3 separate regions of the Mus musculus genome follow, and regions 1 and 3 are each linked to region 2. Evidence: chromatin loops called from intact Hi-C (ENCODE). Cell type or tissue: left cerebral cortex. All regions are shown on one strand. Each heading gives the region's core, and the rest is flanking DNA. Links, peaks and the distances in the headings are about the cores only.

Region 1 (7,130 bases), core at 634-5,633, 200 kb after region 2:
CTGTCTCCACTGAAGCAGCCTTTTTGTTTGCAGTGCAGGATACTGTCCCACCATTTTTTTTTTAAGTGTGGAATTTTACTTTTACTCACTTTTCCTCTTTACAAGATTTTACAGTATTTGCTTTTGCCCCCCACTTGGTTTCTCTCTTTATCTACTCACAGGTAGTTTGCTCTGCCTCCCCTGTTCTCTTTGCCTGTGTGTACAACACAATAATGCTTCAATACTGTAATTTATTTCTAGGCAATTTTAACATATGACTAAATCCATGCTTAAAAAAATTCCTTCGGCTTTAGACTTTACTTAGTAAAATATTTTCTTATAACTTTCTGATTTAAAATTTTAAGGTTTATTTAGAGGAGAACTTCAACATATATCTGTTTAAAAATATTTAATTCCTAAGTTTAAACTTTTAAAGTCAAGGCTTTCCAAAGTTATTAGCACTCACAGTAGATCTCTGTCCAGTGGAACAGATGTTGCCTGTATCTACAAATATTTCAAAAACAGATTGAAGGCATGCAACATGCAATTCCTCTTGGCACGATTCAAGTACATTTTGCCAGAAAACGTTTGAACAGATTTTAAATCTTTCTGCTCATTATCTTTGGAAAAATATACAAACTCACTCACACACATTTTTTTTTGCAAGGTGTCTGTTACAAGTTTTATGCTGTGAGGGGTACCTTTTACTCAATATGTTTCTAAGCATCAAAAAAAAAGTGACTCTACAAAATACAGAAAGATGAAGAAAAGGTTATGTGTATAGTAATTATTAAAAGCAGAAGCAGAAAAGTGTATGTTAATAAAAATATTTAGCTTGATAGGGTGCATGAAATTAAACTTGAGAAAATTCAACAGCATCAACATTCCGACACACTCACAGAGGCATTGCTTTGTTAAAGATGCTAGCTGTGAGAAGCCAGCTTTTCTTGTCTTGTCACGCAGGTGCCATTCATTGGAGTACATCACATTTCTGGAAGCTCCCAACTGTCTTCAAAGAGTTTATTCTACGCGGATGTTATTCCTCCCTCATCTCTATGCAGATAATATAAAATTAGAGTGCGGCCATCATGTAACGCATCATGGTGTAACAGGGGAAAGGTATAAAGGTGGACGAAAGCCAGATAATTGGAGAAGACTTGCTTCCAGTGCTAATTTTAGAAGTTTGCAATTAGCATTTAAGATTTGATGGAATCAATAGAGGCTTTTAACCAAGAGGACGACCAGCAGGATCGGAATTTCATTTTATATAATGAGTGGAGGTATCTCATGGAAAATGAACTTAGAAGAACAAACCAGAACCAGGGTGGCCAGGCAGGGGTTTGTTGCTATCCTTGAGGGGTCCAGTGTCTATCATTAGATGACTGCGCTACACCATGCGTCACCTTCCTCATGATCATGGTTACTGCTTAAAGTTAAAATGCAAGCTACGTGCATTGGTTTCCATAGTCTTGTTCTCCCATGCAAAGGCTTTCCCTCTGCCTCACCAAATCCCTTCCCACCAGATCTGAACACATCCCACTATCCTCTACCATGCCTGTTATATTTGGTCTGCTTCCCAGTGTACTCACACTCTGCCTAGACTGGCTCATGTTCCAGCCTTCACTGAAGGCTGGCTCTCCAGCAGCTGTCTTTTTTTTTTTTTCTTCCTCACACTGTTTTTTATTAGATATTTTCTTTATTTACATTTCAAATGTTATCCCCTTTCCTAGTTTCCCCTCTGAAAAATCTCCTATCCTCTCTCCCCTCCCCCTGCTCCCCAACCCACCTACTCCCATTCCTGGCCCTGGCATTCCCCTGTACTGGGGGAATATAGTTCATATTGCTGTTCCTCCTATAGGGTTACAGACCCCTTCAGCTCCTTGGGTACTTTCTCTGGCCCCTTCATTGGGGACCTGTGGTCCATCCATAGATGACTGTGAGCATCCACTTCTGTATTTGCCAGGCACTGGTAGAGCCTCTCAGGAGACAGCCTCCAGCAGCTGTCTTGAGTTGGCATGACTCTTCTTTCTCATCAAGTTGGGTGGGTCAAACTCCTCATGCCTCAGAGCCAAATCCAGACACAGAACTGCTCATCTTCCTTTTCTTCCTGTGAGGCTGATGGCTCTTTTTACAGCACCACCATATGTAGTGTTGTCACGAATATAAACGTTCTAGTCACTGTTCACATTCATTTGTACTTTAGCGCCTCCAGCATCTTTTCTCTATCACTATGCCGGTTACTATATGAGATAACACCACTCATCATTCACACTCCCATACGAAATCCTAGCTTCTCTTTGGCGTATTTCCTAGAGATTGAAACATTCCATTCTGCAGGGCTTAAGAGAGAAGGTAAACAACTCAAAATAGCTTCAGGAAGTCCCTAAAATGGACCAGATTCACTAGGCCCCTCCCTCCCAAGAATAAATAATAAAGACTGAGAGAGTAAATCTCAGACAAGCAAAGCTATAAAAAGATTCATAGATCAGCAGAAGTGCTTGGAAGAAGCAAAAAAGCCACTAAGACACCTGAAAGTCATTTAGACCAACGCAGTCACTTGGACAGGGCACTCTCCAACCTGTTGAACTGTCTGGAGACTATAGAGTGAGCTCCCAGTTTGAAAGTTTGCGAGCTCTCCTCCATGCCCAGAGGGACTTCAGTGATACAGCTATCTTTGAGTCATGCTTCTGCTGGTGACAGCATACAATGACAGGGACTGCCTGTAGTAGGCCGGAATGGAGACATCTCAGAAGACCGGGGCAGCTCCTTGTAGAAAAGGATGGCGTCTGGGACCCTGAGAAACAGAAGACACATCCCTCCAGGGGACCTGCCATCTGAAATAAGGGACATGCCTTCAGTAGGCCAGGATGGAGACATCTCAGTAGCCCATGGCAGCTCTTTGTAAAAAAAACAGTTGTTGTCTTATTTCTCCTAACCTTAGCCCTGGACAATGGCTGTATAGATTTCATTTGTGAGTGACTGCTTTTCAGTTGGCCTTGGTGTGCATAATTATTATATTATATCTGACTTTCTTACTTCTTTCTCCTTCTGCTTTGGTGAATTCTGTGAAACTAGATGTTCCCTGATGTAATGATTCTTAAACAATCAAAAATTGAGGCATGGGACACAGCACAGCACAGTCCTAAAGGCCCAGGTGCATGCTGTGTGTTCTCATCTTGGAAAAAATGTAATGACTGCACAGTGGTAGTTCCAGATTAATGCTTGACTTGCAAAGAAAGTTTGAAGAAATTATTAGAAAATGAAATAGAGTCAACATTGGGAACCCCAAGAAAGGAAAAAATTATTAAATAAGTTATGAAATAAGTTTTGTATAACATTTGAGAGTGGTTCCTAGATAAGCAAGCATAGAATATGTAAAATCTTATATTAGTAAAATTAAGTCAAAACATCAGGGCTCCTAGAAGAGTCATTGTGTGCAATGTTCAGAATCAGAAAGCTAGCGGAACTATTGAGTTAAAGGGTTACCTTGATTCTTTCTTTGCCTGGCAGCTTTGTCCATGTCATTGATCATTAGAGCTTCACAGGAAAATGCAAGTACCTGGCCTCAGAGCTCTGAGCTCTGAAGTGTAATGAGTTAAAGTTTAAATAATGATAGATTTGCAATTATTGTTATTTTGGCTATAGGCCTGGGAATAGGGATGCTTGAAACATTGGGGAACAATTGTAATTCTTGATTCTTTGTGTGACATGGTTTTTTTTTTTAAATTTGATTTGATAATGATTACACAATGTCTTTTTTTTTTTTTTTACCTGCTTTTAGAGTATCATTAAAAGACTGGAGCAAAGCAAGATTTTGCTGAAAGGACCCTGATATAGCTGTCTCGAGTGAGGCTATGCCAGTGCCTAGCAAACACAGAAGTGGATGCTCACAGTCATCTTTAGGATGGAACACAGGGCCCCAATGGAGGAGCTAGAGAAAGTACCCAAGGGGCTGAAGGGGTCTGCAACCCTATAGGTGGAACAACAATATGAACTAACCAGTAACCCCTGGGCTCTTGTCTCTAGCTGCATATGTATCAGAAGATGGCTTAGTCGGCCATCATTGGGAAGAGAGGCCCCTTGGTCTTGCAAACTTTATATGCCCCAGTACAGGGGAATGCCAGAGCCAAGAAGTGGGAGTGGGTGGGTAGGGTAGCAGGGCAGAGGGAGGGTATAGGGAACTTTCAGGATAGCATTTGAAATGTAAATAAAGAAAATATCTAATAAAAAAAGGGAGAAAAAAAAGACTGGGACAAGAGAAAGAAAGGCAAGAGAGCATGTAGAGAACATGTAGAGAGCAAGTGAGGAGTATGTGAGGTGAATGTGGAGAGTGAATGAAGAATGAGAGAGAGAGAGAGGGCATGAGAAGAGTGAGTGAAGAGAGAATGTGAGGCGTGATGGAGTGTATGTGTGAGTGAAAGAAGAGTGCATGTGGTGTGTGTATGTGTGATGTGTGTGAAGTGTGTGGGAGAGAGTAAAAGAGGAACACACAGAGGTGTGTATGAGTATGAGAGTTCAAGAAAAGAAAAGAGCACAGGAGAAAAGCAGAGAGCACAAGAGAATGCAGAATGTGTGCAGCCCCAAGCTGCAAGTGAATGCGTGAGAGAAAAAGAGAGCAGAGAATGAGAGAGAAGAGAGAGAAACTTTAAGCCATGAAAAATCGCCTGTCAGCTTGTAACCAAAAATGTAGTCTGTGTATATTTATTATGCACCTTCCAGATATCCCTGCTTCCAGTTGAGAACTCTGATCTTGTGTCAAGGCTGGACCCGGACATGCTCCTGTAAGTAACCCCAACAAAACTCATTGGTTAACCAAGTTCAACTTTGGTGGTATCGCTACTTTTGTCTCACATGGGCTCTCTACCCAGAAGAAACAGGCATGTGTGCGGTGTCTGTCCCCAAAAAGTCTTGTCACATAACCGTGCTTTTGCTCACTCCAGTGTTGAAGGTTGTTCGATGCACACTTCATTTCTACTCCTTCCTCTCAACCATGTTCCCGCCAGAAAGCCAAAGCCTTCTGAAATAGTCGTGAGCTGCAGGTTACCTGCCCTTATCCTCAGACTCCCTCACTCTTTTATTTCTATCTGTGGTTCTCTCCTTTCTTCATCCCCTTCCCCATCAATACCTCAATATCTGAACTCCTTCCTGCACACACTTCCCACTCCCCACTTCCTTGAATCTACAGTGAAATGCAACTTTAAGTCTACTTCTATGCCCACTTTTGTTCTCCCTCCTGTACTTCTAAGCATGGCTGGAGTAAATGAACAGAAACCAATACACTTCAATATGACATTACGAACCGCCCTTGGCTAGCTGTCCCTGGTGTTCTGCATGGCAAGTGTTCTCCTGATCTCTTGTTGATTCTAGTGTCATGGGGCTTCCACTGTGCTTATATTCTCCTCCCATATTGGACATGACTGTCTCACCCTTCTCTCCCTAAGGACAATTCATAGAGGAGTTAACTGGAACTCTCCTTACATCTCTCCCACTTGTGAATATTTCTCCATGTCTTTCTCTTTGCTGTCTCCTTCCATTCCTAGAGCTATTCTTCCTTTGGCCTAAAGTCCTTCTGGCCCCTGTGTGCTGTGGCCTGTCTTCCCTTGCTTCTTTATGTCTAGTACTTCCACAAGTCACTTGTCATCTGCTCTTTTGCTCAGTCCAGCTTCTCCCCAGAAAGGTCTCTTGAAAGTCAGTCTTGTATATCCCCTTGCCTCCTACTGCCTCGTACATTTCATAGCTTGCATATCTCAAAGTGAACTCACCACCACAGCATTCTCTGCTCTTTCAAAATCAGACTCTTGTGTGTCTTCTTTGAGTAAACACAGCCACGGCTCACTCTGGCTAGGTCTGAAGCTTTACTGTCCTTGGAATTGCAACTTCTCGCTTTGATACAGTCCTGCTTGTAATTCTTGCTTTGTTTCCAGAGCTATTGAATTTTATCCAAAAATTTTTGTCTGTGTCCAGATTATTGTAGTGTTTCTTGCATGTTTTCTTCTAGCAGTGGCTTGCTCCTGATTTCTGAGTACCTTAGGAGTAGAGGCTCCCGTCTTCTACTTATGATTATGTTCTGTCTACCTCACTTTCTGTGACTTAGCTGTATTGAATTATTGGTTTCATTAAGCAAGTTTCTCACTTTCTTGTTGACCTTCAGCAGATGATGAAATGATTTTTATCCATGTCTAGAATGTTCTTCATTCTCACCTTGACCTCGTATGAGTCTATTTCAATTACAACATCTGTTCTGAGTAGTTCCTAACAATCCACGTCTGGACAGATGCCTCTCTGTTGTCCATCCATGGAACAGGGCAATTTTCTCAGCTTCAGCCCATCAGAGTGCCTTGTCAGCATGATTGACTGTTTGTTGCATTAACTACAGATGATTGGAGGGCAGGCCTTGTGTTTACCTTTGAACTTTCAGTGTATGGCACACTGTGTAGCATTTATCAAGGGAGCCACAAATATTTGTTGAGCTAATGAATTAGTGACTATCTGGAAGTGCCATGCTGAGAAAAGGCAGCCATCTGTTTTGCTCAGCAACTGATAATCTCTGCCAGAACAGCTTCATTAAGGTTGAACAGGTTAGAAATGAGTGGAGAATAAAGAGGCAGAGGAAAGGTTAGATTTATCTGTTGAGAAAATTAAATATTTAACAATTTAATTCACAAAAGCAATAATACAGAACATAAGGAGTGTCCCTTAGAGAGACATGGTTCTCATAGAAACTTTAAGAGTTTGGTGGGGGTTGGGGTGAGTATTAAAGAAATACCGTATTTCTGGCTAAGTAGCAAAACTGTAAGATGTAATTATTTTTTAAATTATAGTTTTAATAAAAGTTAACATAAATACTCCACTGAATGTTTAATTAATAATTTTACTATAAAAATGTTTCACGCTTGTGAGGAAATAGGTAAAAAGGTCCTTCTATCTCTTTGCTATTTATGTATATATACATGAATTATACATGAATATATATTTATAAATATATGCATATATCCTTGCTTTACACATATGGACCCTTTTTTATACACTTTTCAGCAACTATTTTGTTTAACCTAGAAGGGCAATTCCTACCTCACTCTGTATCAATACATATGTAAGTACCTTAACCTTTTTTACTTTTTTTTTTTTTAATTTGGTCAATATAGGTTTCT
Region 2 (7,130 bases), core at 1,248-6,247:
GGATAGGTCACACAGTCAGAGACCAGGCAAAACCATGTCCTACAGTGGGGCGTCAACTCAATGTCATTTTCTTACATTGGCTCTCCAAATAATTTACAATGCCCATTGTTTTGCCACTACAATCTTCTCTGGCACTACATTTTTACATTTTTGCAGAGCTGTTCATTGGTCTTAGCTCAACTACGTAACTGTAAAAAGTAAAAAAAAAAAAAAAAAAAAAAAAATCAGATTCCAAGAAGTAGGAAAAAATATCCTATAGAAGATAGTAAATAAAACTGGTGGTAAGACTGTTTTGTCCATGAAGTTCAGTTTACTAAAGACCCAGAAATAAGTATCAGCTATCCGTAGACTTATTTTATTCCCTAGGTATAGATAACATTACTTCCATGGTTTACTGAGCATACACTGAAATTTAGAGGTTATGTTTGTTCCTTCCAAAGGAAACTCTCAAGTATGACAGGATGCAACCTCAGTAATGTTTTCATAAATGCATACTGTGATTTCTTTATTGCAGGGTAGGTTTTGATAGCAATTTAAGAGTCACGGGCCAGGCCCCAGTTTTCAAACTAAGGCTACTAAACCTGCTTTGTAAAATAAGCAGATTCTGGTCATTTTCAGAAGCCATCCATCATCCTGGGAGCGGGTGATGGGTTGGAAGGTATAGTACCACTTGTATAAGCTAGTCTTCTAGCTCCATTTTCTGTGTTTTGGAATAATTTCCAGATGTGTTCAAAACTGTAAATGCTAAAGAGGAGGCAACCTTTAAAAGACCAGACCATGGCATGTTATGAGATGAATCTAGATGTGGTTAAAGCACCCATGGACAATGTGTTTAATTTCAGAAAATGAATTTAAGGCAACATCCCAGAATTGATAACCCACCACCCTGTGTGACCTTGGCTTCCCTGGGGAGGTGTTCATTCCCAGTAAGCTGGTATTCTAATTCCACTATACACGGATACTTTGTTTATGGAATAGTTTTCCATATGAGTTCAAAGTTGTAAATGCTGAGGAGGAGGCGATCTTAAAATGAGGCACCTTTATATGTGAACAGACACTTGGTTGGAGCACCCTTGTACAATGCATTTAATCACCACTGAATCAATAACATTTCCACCAGAAGAACCCACCACCCTTTGTGACCTTGGCTTCCCTGGCTCGTTAAGAAAATACAGACAAGTGTGACTTAGAGAAGCAGAGGAAACTTTATTGATCTCGTTATGCTTCCAGCAATGAGAGCAAGCAAGACAATCTTTTTAACCCAAGCTCAAAACAGTACATCTTTTCTTTTTTTTCTCACCAGAATTTAAATGGGTTGGCTGGTTTCCCAAGTGTGGTGCCTCCCTAAATCATACCTCCTGATCCACCATCACCACAGGCAACACCCACACCCCAGTGCCAACGGGAATGTGTTTGTACTTTCTCTGCAGGAGTCCTGCTGGAGCTCTGTATCTTCCTGTGGGCTTTTGGAATCCCATGATAATTTATAGCTAGTATTTCTGAATGATAAATAGGTTATGTTAATCCTACTTTGAAAATACACGAGGAAAAAAATACACTGAGAGGATATAACAATCTACAAGTCAAAATACAAAGGGATTGCCAATTTTAGTTACCAAGTTACTGGACTTCAGAAACGCTAATGGATCTGTGACATGCCCTTCTATAAACACAGACTTGAGAGATTCTGTTAGCTGAGATCCTCCAGCCCAGGCATATATGGAGAGTGCAGTCTAAGTAAAGTATCCGAGAGGCACTAGGGGGAATAAACTGAAACAGGGGTGGGGGCACTTTGTTCCTTTAAATCACATCAGTAATATATGAACATTTCAGTTTACCGTGAGTTTAATGAACGGTTCCCTTTAAGCCTAGGTTTTGTGTGCACAATTAAATAGAAGCAAGCACTTGCTAGTCTCACTAGAAACACCATTATGACAGAACAAGTGATACATGCCGACTGATACACAGGACTTAGCCACCGACTAGGTACTTGTCTACTCACAAAGTCTCATTTTAGGAAGGTGCTTATACATAGTTAAATACGGTTTTATGTAGTTTGAGTCATTGGAAGCTAAGACTTCCAAATACTCAGAATCTGAGGGAAGAAAAGTACAAAGTAGCCCACTCATCACTGAATTATTTTGAACTAAACAGAAAGCTCAATTTTAGCACTGCCAAATGCTCTTAGGTACAGACAGCAATGTGCCACCTCACCATCTGTTTCAAAGCACCAAGTGCACATTTAAACTATGAATGTGCCTAGCAAAGGTGTTTAACAGAAAGTTACACATGCTAGGGTTCACAGGGTTACACACATCAATGTTTAACTACTCCAAGGGAAGTACAGAGATGTCAGAGAATCCAAGGACTGCAGTGTTATTAACAGCAGTAAGCCTTGAAGAAGAGTCTGGAGATTAGCAAGTATTCACAATGTATCACTGTCATTAGTTTTTTGAGCAAGTATTTGCAATGTTGCCGGTAGCAAAAGTGACCCTTGAATTTCACTGCAAAACAAACATCTGGGGCTACTGAGCTCATGGATGCTGCTTCATTACAGAATGGTACAGTGACAGAAAGCAAGGCTTTTGCAGAGTGTAGACTTCACCTGTTCAAAACCAGGCAACCCCTGAAGTCATGAATTAAGAACTGCCAGATGGAGCTTGTATGGGGGAGAAGTGTGAAGGATGGATTGGAGTCTGTATAGACAAGAAGGTATTCTTTCAACAAGGTTCTTGAAGGTAAGGGATAACCAAGCACTGGATTTAAATAGGGCTAGAAAGGAAAAAGAAAAAAAAAGACTCAAAATTCTTTGGAAATATGGAAAATAGGGCAATTATCAAGTTGCCTCTGTAGGAAATATGCTAAAGAATAATACAATTAATTTAAGAGGAAAATAGGCATCACCTATTTAAGTTCAGACAGAACATTTACATGAGCTTAAAAATGAACGATTACAGCAAATAGTAGCTTTCTTTTTCTCCTTTGGTGTCATCTCCAGGCAAGCTTGGACCTAATCATAGACTTGAACAAAGCCACACTTGTTAAAGTCAGCTATGCAAAACTGCCCTAGGTAGCTAACGAAAGTGGCCATTTGAGTCCTGACTTGGCTCCTGAATGCCATCTGATGCAAGGAAGCCATTCCAACATCCCTAAAACTCCAGGTCCTTCCACACTCCTGGGTTCCTCACTTCAGCTTCTTTCTGACGCAGAGTTGAGTGCTCCTTTCCTGCCCTAGCAGCACCCATCCTGCAGACAGCCTTAGCAGACAGGCTCGGGTATTTTCATAGTGCAGACACTCCATCTTCACATTAGAGTCCTGAATGCACAAGCCTAAACCAGATAGGATTGCAACCCAGCAGATCTATATAGGTCCACTGTCCCAACACACCCACTGCACTTAAGTCAGGCACTTCAAAACCAGACTGTCAAAAATAAAGCTCTTAGCCTCTTCCCAACCCTGTTCCCTCGGTTCCCTCAGAACTATATTCTTCTGGTCTGCTCAAGTCCCACACATTGGTTCCTTTTCTACATCACACAGTCCAACTTTATCAAATACTGTTAGCTCTACCTTCAATCCAGACCCAGGGATTTCTTATGAAGAACACTGTCACCCAGGTCAAGGCCACTGATAGCACGTATCCAGTCTCCTAACTGCTCTCAAATTTTGGTACGTGTGTCCTCTCCTCTTACAGCTTCACTCTCCCACTCAGCCTAACAAACCTAAATCATATCTTGCATCTTTGGGTGGAAAAACACCCTCCAAGAGCTTTCCATTTATGAGAGCCAAAGCTCATGCAAGACCTGAAAATCTGTTCATCTAGCTCCCCTTAACCTAGTGCCACCTACTCTTCCCCAGAGCTCACTACTCCTGTCTCACACACACACACACACACACACACACACACACACACACACACACACACTCTCTTCTTGAATTCTTGAGTGCTCTCATGCCGTAGCCTTTCTTTTCACCTGCCATCCCCCCTGGGACACTCTTACCCAGCTTATCTCTCACATCACTTTTCTGCCCAAGTCTTTCCTGGCTACTCTCAACTGAGACTTGGTTTCTAAAGAAGCAGTTTTATTGGGGAAGTAAAGATAACACACAATCTTAAACAACTAAGTTGTACAAGGCTCTGAAAATTCCTTTTCATGTCTTTGAAGCCTTGGAACCCTGATTTATACACTACTCATTCCTAAGTGAAGAGTGACTTCCTTCTTCCTCCCCACACCCACTCCCTAATTCCTTTTCCTGCTTCTGTTTTCTGCATACCACTTTCTACTTAACAAATACTTTCTTTCTCATTAGAACTCCGTGTTTAAGGATGGGGTACTAAGGATAGGGGTTTTCTGATACTTCTAAGAATCCAGAGCAATACTTATTTTCTGAAGTACACAAATAACAATGTATTGACTGAGTAAAATTAATTTATTTCTAAAAGTCTCATTAATGTAGATGATACACACAAATAAAGTGTAATATGCATTTTAAAATGTGCCATTAAAAAACGTTTTCATATATACTATATAGTAACTGTTACCACTGGAGATTTTATATATATAAAAGCTTCACTGTTTGGTAAAAACACATTGTGAAGGCCAGTGTTCCACTAACAAGGAAGCAAGCAGATAAGGAGATGAGCAGATCACTCACTCTCTACTCGCTTAGTCCTTTATATTCCACACAACTTATTTTTCATCACTTTATAGGTGATAACAGAAAGCTTGACATAATGTCCTCAATCTCACATCACTAGAAAACACTCGACTTCCCTTACATTTTGGGGGCCTTGTCCTGTCAGGCTTCTGACAGTGCTGGCACTGTTCAACTACCCACTTCTCAGTGGGTTTACGTCCTGACCGTATTGCATCATGGTGGGCCCAGTTTGCTCAGATGATTTGAATGCTCATTTGTAAGTGAGATAACTAGAATTAGGGAGTCACCTTCCAATTAAGACTTATTAGAACAACACTGAGCAACAGAGTAAAAAGAAGCCCTTTGTTTTGTATGTTATCCCATTTCCCTCTTTCATAGACCATGTAAATAGGGAATTTCATTAACAGCTTTCAACATTCAAGAGTAGCTCCCTCATAGAGAGCAGCACACAGCATATTATATACTTTTATGTAGCTCTTTTGCTTAAAGTATTTTTGTTAAAATAATTCCCCAAAGACCATCCTTTCCATTTTTCCTACTTTCTTAAAATACAGGTACAGTCACGAGTCTCTTAACAAAGGCAATATACTCTGAGAATTCGAGGACAGCTCTTCACCACTGTACAAATATCAGAGTACACTTACACAAACTTGGGCAGGTAAACTAGGCTACTTAGAAACTAAGAAACACCATTGGTAGATTTTACTCATCAAAATGCTAGCACACACTACACAAGCCTACATATGCTTCTTCGCAACATTTTTCTTTTTACCAGTAAAAGGGAATTAAGAAGATACCAATGATAACAGGAAACTGTGTACAGTCAGAATGATTTCTGGTATACTGATGAAGCTTTATAAGATTAATTTATTCTTCTAAAACAGGAATAATCTAAACAGCATCTACCATGTACAAAGCACTGCAGTGTGCTGAGGAATTAAAGAAGACTTGGTATGGGTCATGTAGTATGGGTCATGTGGTATGTATGGGTTAGCCTTAAGTTGAAAGTTTACTTCCATGATAATCATTCAGTTGGCAGCTAATATTAGATACCAGGCTAGGTACTGAGACAGAAGGGTATGTAATATCTTCCCAGGGCTCATTATCCAAACATTCAAAAAGGAGGTTAAACTGAATGATGTAAAACGCCAAAATACAAGACGCAGATATGGAATATTAAGAGTGACTTTAAAAACTATTCTCCTTTTGTATGTATGTACACTAAGTGGAAGGCAAGGATATGAGGTATTTTTTTCTTGCATTTATGTGGACTCTTGGCTACTTCTGGTCTTCATGCTTGTGTGGCAAGCACCTTTCTCTGATGAGCAATCTTGTGAGCCCAAGAGTATTTTCAAAATGTCAGTTAGCATTACATATATTGAATGTTATATAGAGTAAATTTACTAAACATTACACTAATTTTTGTTGTTGTTGTACTAGCAGAGTCAACTTCTCTTTCAGCAGAAAAATGAATATATTTTTATCAAAAATGTGTTTGCTAGGGAGAAAAATCTATCTGGACAGGAAAGTGATAAACTGCCTAATAAAGATGTGAAAATGTATTCATCTCTGTACATTTCCTACTCTCTAAATAAACCAATTGATTGGCAAGCACAAACTTTGCAGAACAAACCCACAATGTAAACCAGTTAAGGGGTTATTCATATCCACATCTTCTAGTCACCACCCATCCCTCCACCTACTCCCTGTCCAAAAAGAAATAGAAAGGGAGTTCTTGACTTTTCGGAAGGAGACCTGGTCTGTTGCTGATAATGGAAAATAAACACATGCTTAATTCTTTGTAACGTTTGTATGGACGTTATCTCAAAAAAAAAAAAAAAAAAAACCTGACAAACAGGAGTTGTACAACAAAAATGTTCACTGAAGGGGTGGACTGGAGATAAACTAAGGGGGTTTGAGAAGAAACCTTTTCAGTGACTTGCATGCAACAGACCTCCCTCCACAAATAAGATAATCACTGTGTCTACTGGTATGCACTGCTCTACTTACATTAGAATATACCAAAGCTCTGCTGTCTAACCTACACTTAATGAGGCTAATAAAGGATGTCTGTAACTATCTTTGTGCCCAAATCTGGGTCATAAGCTGCTTCAAGTTCTTCCCCCTACAAAGTTTCACTTCTTAGAATGTATGTTGACACTGAAAGTTCTTCCTTAAAATTTACTCTGGACTGCCAGTAAAACACAAGCAGTTGCAAACACAGAAGACAACAAACTGGACGATGCTGGTTCTAGGGCATTCCCTACAGAGCTGCTTATGAGATGAGCACTCAGGAAGGAAAGATGAGGTAGCAGCAGGAGTAGAGACGCACGCACATGCCCTTGACAGATGTGCACATGCCCGACAGGAGGATCACCTCGCCATTCTAGTTTAACAACGTGGACGCTGTCTGACAGTGAGCGAGACTTTATTACCACTACTCATTACCATTGGTAGAGCAGCACAGAAGCCA
Region 3 (7,130 bases), core at 713-5,712, 320 kb after region 2:
CACATGCCCCTTGTACTCTTATACTATTTGGGGTCATTTCAGGTGGTAACAGGCATATATGCTTGAATGGACCAAATGAAGATTTGGGTATATAACACTTATTACGGCTTAGGGTGGTTTGACGCTAGGGTGGTTTGAACCTTTTCCTGAAGGTTCTTAGTCTTAATGACTCCTCTAATATGAGAACCTCTCCCTCAATTACCTATAGACCCAGAACTATTTGTGCATTTACCATTCTGGAATTAATTGTCTTGTATTTTTGTTGTTAGTGTTGGTGGTGTTTGTCTTTTGTTTTTCTGTTCTTTATTTGGGAAGGGGGGGATGTTTGTAACTTTTTCTATTTTGAGTTAAAGCATTTTTTTTTTTAACTTTGTACATAGCACCTGGTATATGCCAGGTGCTGTTTTGGTTGGGTAGGAAGAAAATACCAAGTTTAAAGAGGCATTCCTTGTAGTGTCTAGGAGGGAGGAAGGTATGCAAATCAGTATTTAAAATAGCTAAATGTAGTCTAGACTTGGTGCTCTGAGGAGAGGTGGGGTTGCATGGCAAATCAGACACAGCTTAGCAAGAGACCTTCTATTTCTGTTTAATCCTAACACAAGGGTTAGGAAAGGAATTTTAGGTGGAGGTTGAACCGAATGTGAGATATATGCTACCTGAATGGCAGCAGACTGAATCTTTCCTAAACTAAAGCTTTTCATCTTTATGAAAGAGACACATAAACACCAGAGTACATTCTGCTTCCATAAAAGTGGGAAGCCACAGGGATTCTCCTCTCCAGCCACCTTGACCCTGGATACATATACCAGCAAGACTTTCAGGGACTTGATCCTTACAGAGGAAATACACTCACATTGACTAAACTAAGAGGGTGTTTTTTTTTCAGTCAAATACAACAAATATTTCTTTTCCAACACATTGTAAAGATGAACACTAGAAAGTAAAATACATTTTAATGTCAAAATATTTTTGAAGACCTGTTAAGAACCAATTGATGTCCAACGTTTTCAATCTTGAGTAAAATTGGACTACATTTTAGTTGTCCTTGACAAAGGTAATTTTTATTGGAATTATAATAGGACAAGCAGGTGTAAGGGGGGAAGTTGAGGAACCCCATCTCTAAATGACTTTCCATGTAGGCACCCTTGCATTGTTTGTAAACACAGCTCTTCGCAGAAATGCTTGTTCAGACAGGAAACAAAGTGGGTGCACTCATTGTGGCCTAAATTAAGCTTTGTTCTCAGGTTGCTATAGCAACCTTATCGGTACCAAATGTCCTGCTCTAGAAAATAATTGGAAGCATTTTCCTCTTCTTTGGGTAGAAAAATCAAAGTAGTATTCATCCTTTCTTTTTTTCTTTTTTCTTTTCTTTTTGTATCGTCATTCTACACAAAACATATTAGTTTAAAAAAATCAGCAAACATCATGAATGAACACATGTATTTACATATGTAATTATGACAGCAACATCAGAAAAGTAAGACTGAAATCACCATGAATAATCCAGACATTATATGGCACAACAGGGAGTTAAATAAAATGCTTAAATAAAGACAGTTTTATCCTGTAGCAGGGATCAGAAGGCCATGAATTGTTTGTTGGGGCTCTGTACATGTTAGTTACAAGTTAGTGTTTAGTCACTTTCGTGACAAAATATCTGATGAAAACATTTAAGGGAAAAAGGCTTTATTTCAGCTCATGGTTTCAAGGGTGTTAGTTCAGGGCTGGCTTTCTCCATTGCTTTTAATCTTGTGGAAAGGCAGACAGATCACCCTGGAAGAGCACGGCCTGGGACAGCTGTAGTCCTCATGGCAACCAGGAACTAGGATGAGACCAAACAAAGAAACAGCAGCAAGGGATCCCCTTCAGTGACATGACCCCAGTGATTTACTTCCTTCAATCAGAGTCTACCTTCTAGACTGTCATCATTCAGTAAGAACATGAAGTTAAGACTCCACTCATAAGTCAGTCCACTGATTAAGTCAGAGACCTTAGGGGCCAGTCACATCAGCCAAACCCCACCTCTGAACAACTATAGAGAGCAAATCTTGAAAGCACACCACTTTCAGGGACATTTCACATGCAAAGGGCACATGAACTACCTACTTACTGTGTCACGAAGAAATGCTTGAGAGGAGTTGAGGAATAGCTGAGATGGTCATATTATTGACAGTATTGCAAATAGATTTAAGGACTATAGAACATTCGGCATAGCACAGAAAAGCCTGAAAGGAAACTGAGGAGGAGCAAGTGGCCAAAAGGGAGGTTTGTGGAGACCAGGCAATGCTCTACTTTAGGTCACACCATGGTGTGTAAAACAGCGACTTCAGAATCTGCTTGTCCTATAAAAACTCTAAAACAATGGTTGGCTCCATCTTGAGTGCTGAGTCAGACTGATTCTGTATCCAGATTTGTGCTGTAGAACAATTCCTATCTGTCCAACACAAAATATAATCCACAGGCAATTTACTCATGCAAGTAAAATTATACCTTAACCTGTGACATTAGCAAATTAAATCAAGAATACACAGGTACACAAGTGCAATCAATACCAGAAAAACCAGGCCCATAAACTCACAGAGGATACCAGGACCAGCAGTGGTGACAAACTGTCATCTGATTCATATGAAAGCTGTGAGACTTCATATGGAACATGACCAACTTCTCATCAGACCATCTGGCACATGTGTCACCTCACCCCCTTTCCTGGCCCACTTTGCTCTGTCTTGAAACAGCTGTGTATATTCCAAGCAACTCTCTAAATAGATTTTTATTTCCTTTTGAGGGTCATGAGGCACTCTCACTGGCCACTATATAAACCAGGCTGGCCTCAGAATTATGGCAACCCTCCAGCCCCAGCCTTCTTGAGTGCTGGCATTTTAGATATGAACCATACCCTGGGATTGTAACTTTGTCTTTTGATAGCATTCTGATTATCCACAGTGATTCTTTGAGTCTGTAAGCGGCTCCTCACCACTGCCTTTATATGGCTTTGTGAGCTCTGAAATCTCTTTAGCACTTTGTAGCCATACTGTAGCCTCTTTCCCTTCATGAGGGTATAGTCCTACAAGACATATAAACTAGTATGTAACAGTTATTAGGCATTAATTTCAAAATTCAGTTTCTTGAGAAGAACATTTAACTTTAGAAGAGTCTGGGTTCCACAGCCCTGAATCACTTGGCTCTATGAGACTTTCGGTCAGAATTTCATTATAGGCAGAATGTATTCACAAGATCCTAAGTGGGAGAGAACCTTGACACTGGAGAGCTATTCTGTGGTTGAGGAGATGAGGGGACAGAAGAGAAGAGCTATATATAGGAAACCTTTGCCTTGTGACACCCGATGAAGAGAGCTTTCTGCCAGAGAAGGATCATTTCCTGTCACCCTCCACCCACTTCAAGACACCAGGGTTCACACACTGCATGTTAACAGTTAGGCTTCTTCCTGGGAAAAAGCCCTTTTCACTTTGAGAGGAATTTGAGAGCCCTGGTTTTAGGATGGTGTTTACCTCTCAGAGATCTGAGACAGAGGTCATAGCACTTTGCTAGTTATTTCAAGATGGAGCAACTGACTGTTAGCTAGTCAGCATTTCCTAATAATGGAGACTTTTGGGGGTTACATTTAAAAATTACATAAAAAGCATGTTGCATTGCCTAAGTACCTGGTGAAAGTGACTCTGTACATTGAAAACTGTATTGATGCCATTTGCAGAAAACTTGTGGCCACTGGAAATATGGGAAGTCATAGAAACCTAGTGAATTCCCTTTCCATTCCTCAGAGGAAACAATAATAGCTGACTGACTGAGAAAGATAGATTGGATTGCATAGGAAAATATATCCAGTTTTTTAATATTGTTAGATAATTGATCAAATACGGGAATAGCAGTGGTTTTTAATGCAAATGAGCTTTCTCCCATTATTCTGAAGGAATAGATTGTAAATGAGGAGGAAATTTCACAAAACCTGTGCCTTTGTCATTAATTTATTACATTTCTCTAATAAGAACCTGCTCTCACCCAGCCGAGGATTTCAAATTTTCTCTTCTGAGTGAAAAAGGAGAAAAACTCAAAATGCATGCCAAGGCTGTGATGTTTTAATTATTAGGGAACTGACTCCATTAGCCTTTGATTAGTTACAACTCCTGGTTTCTCACCTAGACTAGACACAGGGGTCAACGAGGCTGTATTTAAAAGGACATGTGTCTACTATTCTATATTGATTAATATTTATTCTGTATTCTAAGGCTTAGCAGACTGATTGTGAATCCATCTTCACATTTGAGGAACCCTCATGGTTTGGTCATGAGTGTTACTGTGTGAAATGTAGAAGGCTTGCACTGATAAAGCACATCTGTGGTAACTGAGCACCAGTCGAGTAGCTCATCTCCTACAAAGGAACCTCTTTCATGGGGCATCAAATATGAATAAAAGCCTAGAGCTTACCAGAGGAGTCACAGGGATGAGACAGGGGGATAGTTTCTGGAACCTACCTTTCTGGTAGAAGGGACCTTAGGCAAATAGCCTCTGTGCGCTCCACGGTTCTCCCATGTGAAATGGGGCATCAGTGTTAAGACTAGCAGTGTAGCTTCTCAAATGTTCCTGCCACAGAGCAGTCATGTAATACCTGCTCTCCTTTTGTTCCAGCCCTTAAGGCTCTCAAAGGGCGATCCCAGATGCTAAGGTATCGCAAACATATGAGTGACTACAATTGAGTCAGGACATGAGGGCAGCTGGGGCGAGAGTAGGAAGCTTCCCCAGTGACAGCAATGGCAGGAGGGTGGGAACCACAGTAAACATTATTTGCTTACTTGTGATTTAACCCATGGATAAAAAGGTATCTAAAAACAATGCACCATTTCCTCAGGCCAATACTATCTTGTCACTTTTATTTGTTCATTATTTCCTAAATCACCCTTGTGAGGGCAAATGAGTAAACACCTCCTTAAAAGAAAGTTTATGTGACTTTTCCGAGGCAACATGCAGTGTACATCAGATAGGAATTGCACAGAGGTGTTTCTTGTGACTTTATGAAACCAGTAACGGGGCATCTCCCTGTCACATAATGCCAAACAGAAAACGTGTGGACTAAAAAATTATCTTCAGCCAGTGTCACACATAGTCCAGAAGGGATATTGACAGTATCATAAAATAGGAAATAACATTGACTACAAAGTCTTGGTTCTGGACTCTTGTATCTGTGTGTCATTAGACTTCTTGTATGTCCCTTTCTTACCAAAATGGAAACAGTAACAGTACTTACCTCATGGAATTGTTTAAGGGTCATTTTAAACAAGTCTTAGAAGCACTGCAGTTCCTGGTGCACAATTATAAATGTATTATTAGTTGTAATAGGATACTGGAGTCTCAGAGTGTTTCCCAAAGTCTAAGTTAATGACTTCTTGTATCTTAATCCCTGGAGGCCTTGTTAAATATGAATATGCCTAGGTTTAGGTTCATACCTAATGAATCAGAGTATCTGGGTAGGAGGGGTAACAATTTGCTCCTGAACAAATGATTTAGGTTGATAACTGACACCAGCTATGGATGCTGCACACTGGCCACGTGCTCCTCTCCTGGTAACCATATTCACAAGTTGTTTCTGTGGGATTACACTTCCCACTGCTACTATTTTTGTTTTCAGCAGAGCATCTGATCTATCAGTTGAGCTTGATTGGTATTTCCTTGACAACAGAGATTGGGATCTTAATTTTCCCTAAGTGAGGCTGATGTGATAAAACCAGGCTTCTGCTAGGATGTTAGAACAAAGGAGACATGCTTTGGAACATGGACCTGAAAGGACATAGTCCTAGGCTGTTGGCAGTCATCTTGTGACCATGAGGTAGGGAAAGATGGAAACACATAAATCTTTGGGTGATGGTTTTATTATAATATATTGTCTAGCTATGCCTTAAATCAAACTGACTCTTGGATATTTACTCAGCCAATAAATTTCAATTTGGTTATTAATTATTTGGTTATATTAGTTTATGTCTTCTTAAATTATGTGCCACTCAATGCCTTAGTCAGTCAGAAAATATATGTAATGATCTTGTCAAGTGTATACGAGATAGTTCTTCTATACATCTGCCAACCTTAGCATAGTAGTTAAACGTCATGATCATCTTCAGGATCCGTCCTGCCCAGGAGCCTTCTAAACCTGCATCTTAGCCTCCTAACACACAATCAAACCCAAGAAAATCCTATCTACCTTTGTACTTCGACTAAAAGTTCATTCTGTTACTTGGAAGTTTCAAATTCAAATCTCTCAAATCTGTAAATGTTCTAGGCATGTAACATGAATAAACAAAAGATCTGGGAGCTAGGAATAGGCCATGTGTTCCTTAAATCTGAGAAAAAATCAAGTAACTATAAAATTAACCAGCCAGTGTCAATGTTAACAAGACAACAGGGGATGCAGGGAATAGACGTGAGTGTATGCTTCCTTCAAGGAGCACAGAATGTAAAGCTCTAGCCAAAAGTCCCCACATGGGAATTTGGTCCCAGTATTACAAGTTAGGCATCCTGAATTTTATATAGAGCCCAGAATATTAGCAAGTAACTCAAAATTCAAAAGTCCATCATGGACTGATGGAGCAAGAGCCAAAATATTCACAACAGGCATCCTATGTTATCTTTTGTGGGCCTTCTAGGAGTTAGCAGAGTGAGGCGTAAGTGGTGAGTGGAGGGAGACCTTCATATCGTGACCATCCTGGGTCCAACTTCAGACACACAGAAGAGAAAAAGAGAAAGCACCCAAGGGAATGTGCTAAGGCAGCAATGGATGTGGCAACTTCATCCATCTTGTAGTTGGCACTGAACATTTAGGAGATTGTTGTGCTCTGAACCCACCTAAGCTCATCATTCTCTCAGGAGGCAGGCATGACTTTGCTGCCTTCTGTCAATGATGTCTTCATATTAACCATAGCTAGTCCCTTGTTTCCTTACTTCTCTTTTGTAATGCTGGTAGGAACTCTGTTTATTTCTCTTTGGGAGATGTGACTGGCCAGAAATCTGGCCTCAGTCAAGTACAAAATTCATCCCACAACCTGAGGAAGAATGGTCACTCTAAAGAAACGATTCCATGATCATAGCCTTTAAACAATCCCTTCCAGTTCATTACATATTCATTC

What was found. Peaks named below come from ENCODE experiments on the same cell type or tissue, not always from the same donor. Only the 100,000 strongest peaks of a DNase experiment are listed, where the experiment ranks them.
Region 1: it touches region 2 in a loop (8-fold over the local background); 2 of 42 quality-filtered maps call a loop at or near these places.
Region 3: a loop joins it to region 2, with 11 times the contacts of the local background. A loop is called at or near these places in 2 of 42 quality-filtered maps.

The regions. Positions count from the first base shown.
Region 1 is chr2:78,718,033-78,725,162 of GRCm38, reverse strand. No RefSeq gene overlaps it. Among named protein-coding and RNA genes, the nearest start is that of Gm39865, 29 kb to the left of the region's middle. In left cerebral cortex, for the core only: no CTCF peak of the experiment used is centred there; DNase peaks (open chromatin) are centred at 1,530, 2,148 and 2,623.
Region 2 is chr2:78,922,845-78,929,974 of GRCm38, reverse strand. It overlaps a transcript of Ube2e3 not described here. Among named protein-coding and RNA genes, the nearest start is that of Gm37004, 46 kb to the left of the region's middle. In left cerebral cortex, for the core only: no CTCF peak of the experiment used is centred there; DNase peaks (open chromatin) are centred at 1,356, 2,167, 3,417 and 3,711; H3K27ac peaks cover 1,872 bases.
Region 3 is chr2:78,602,167-78,609,296 of GRCm38, reverse strand. No RefSeq gene overlaps it. Among named protein-coding and RNA genes, the nearest start is that of Gm39865, 150 kb to the left of the region's middle. In left cerebral cortex, for the core only: no CTCF peak of the experiment used is centred there; DNase peaks (open chromatin) are centred at 2,388, 2,703 and 5,594.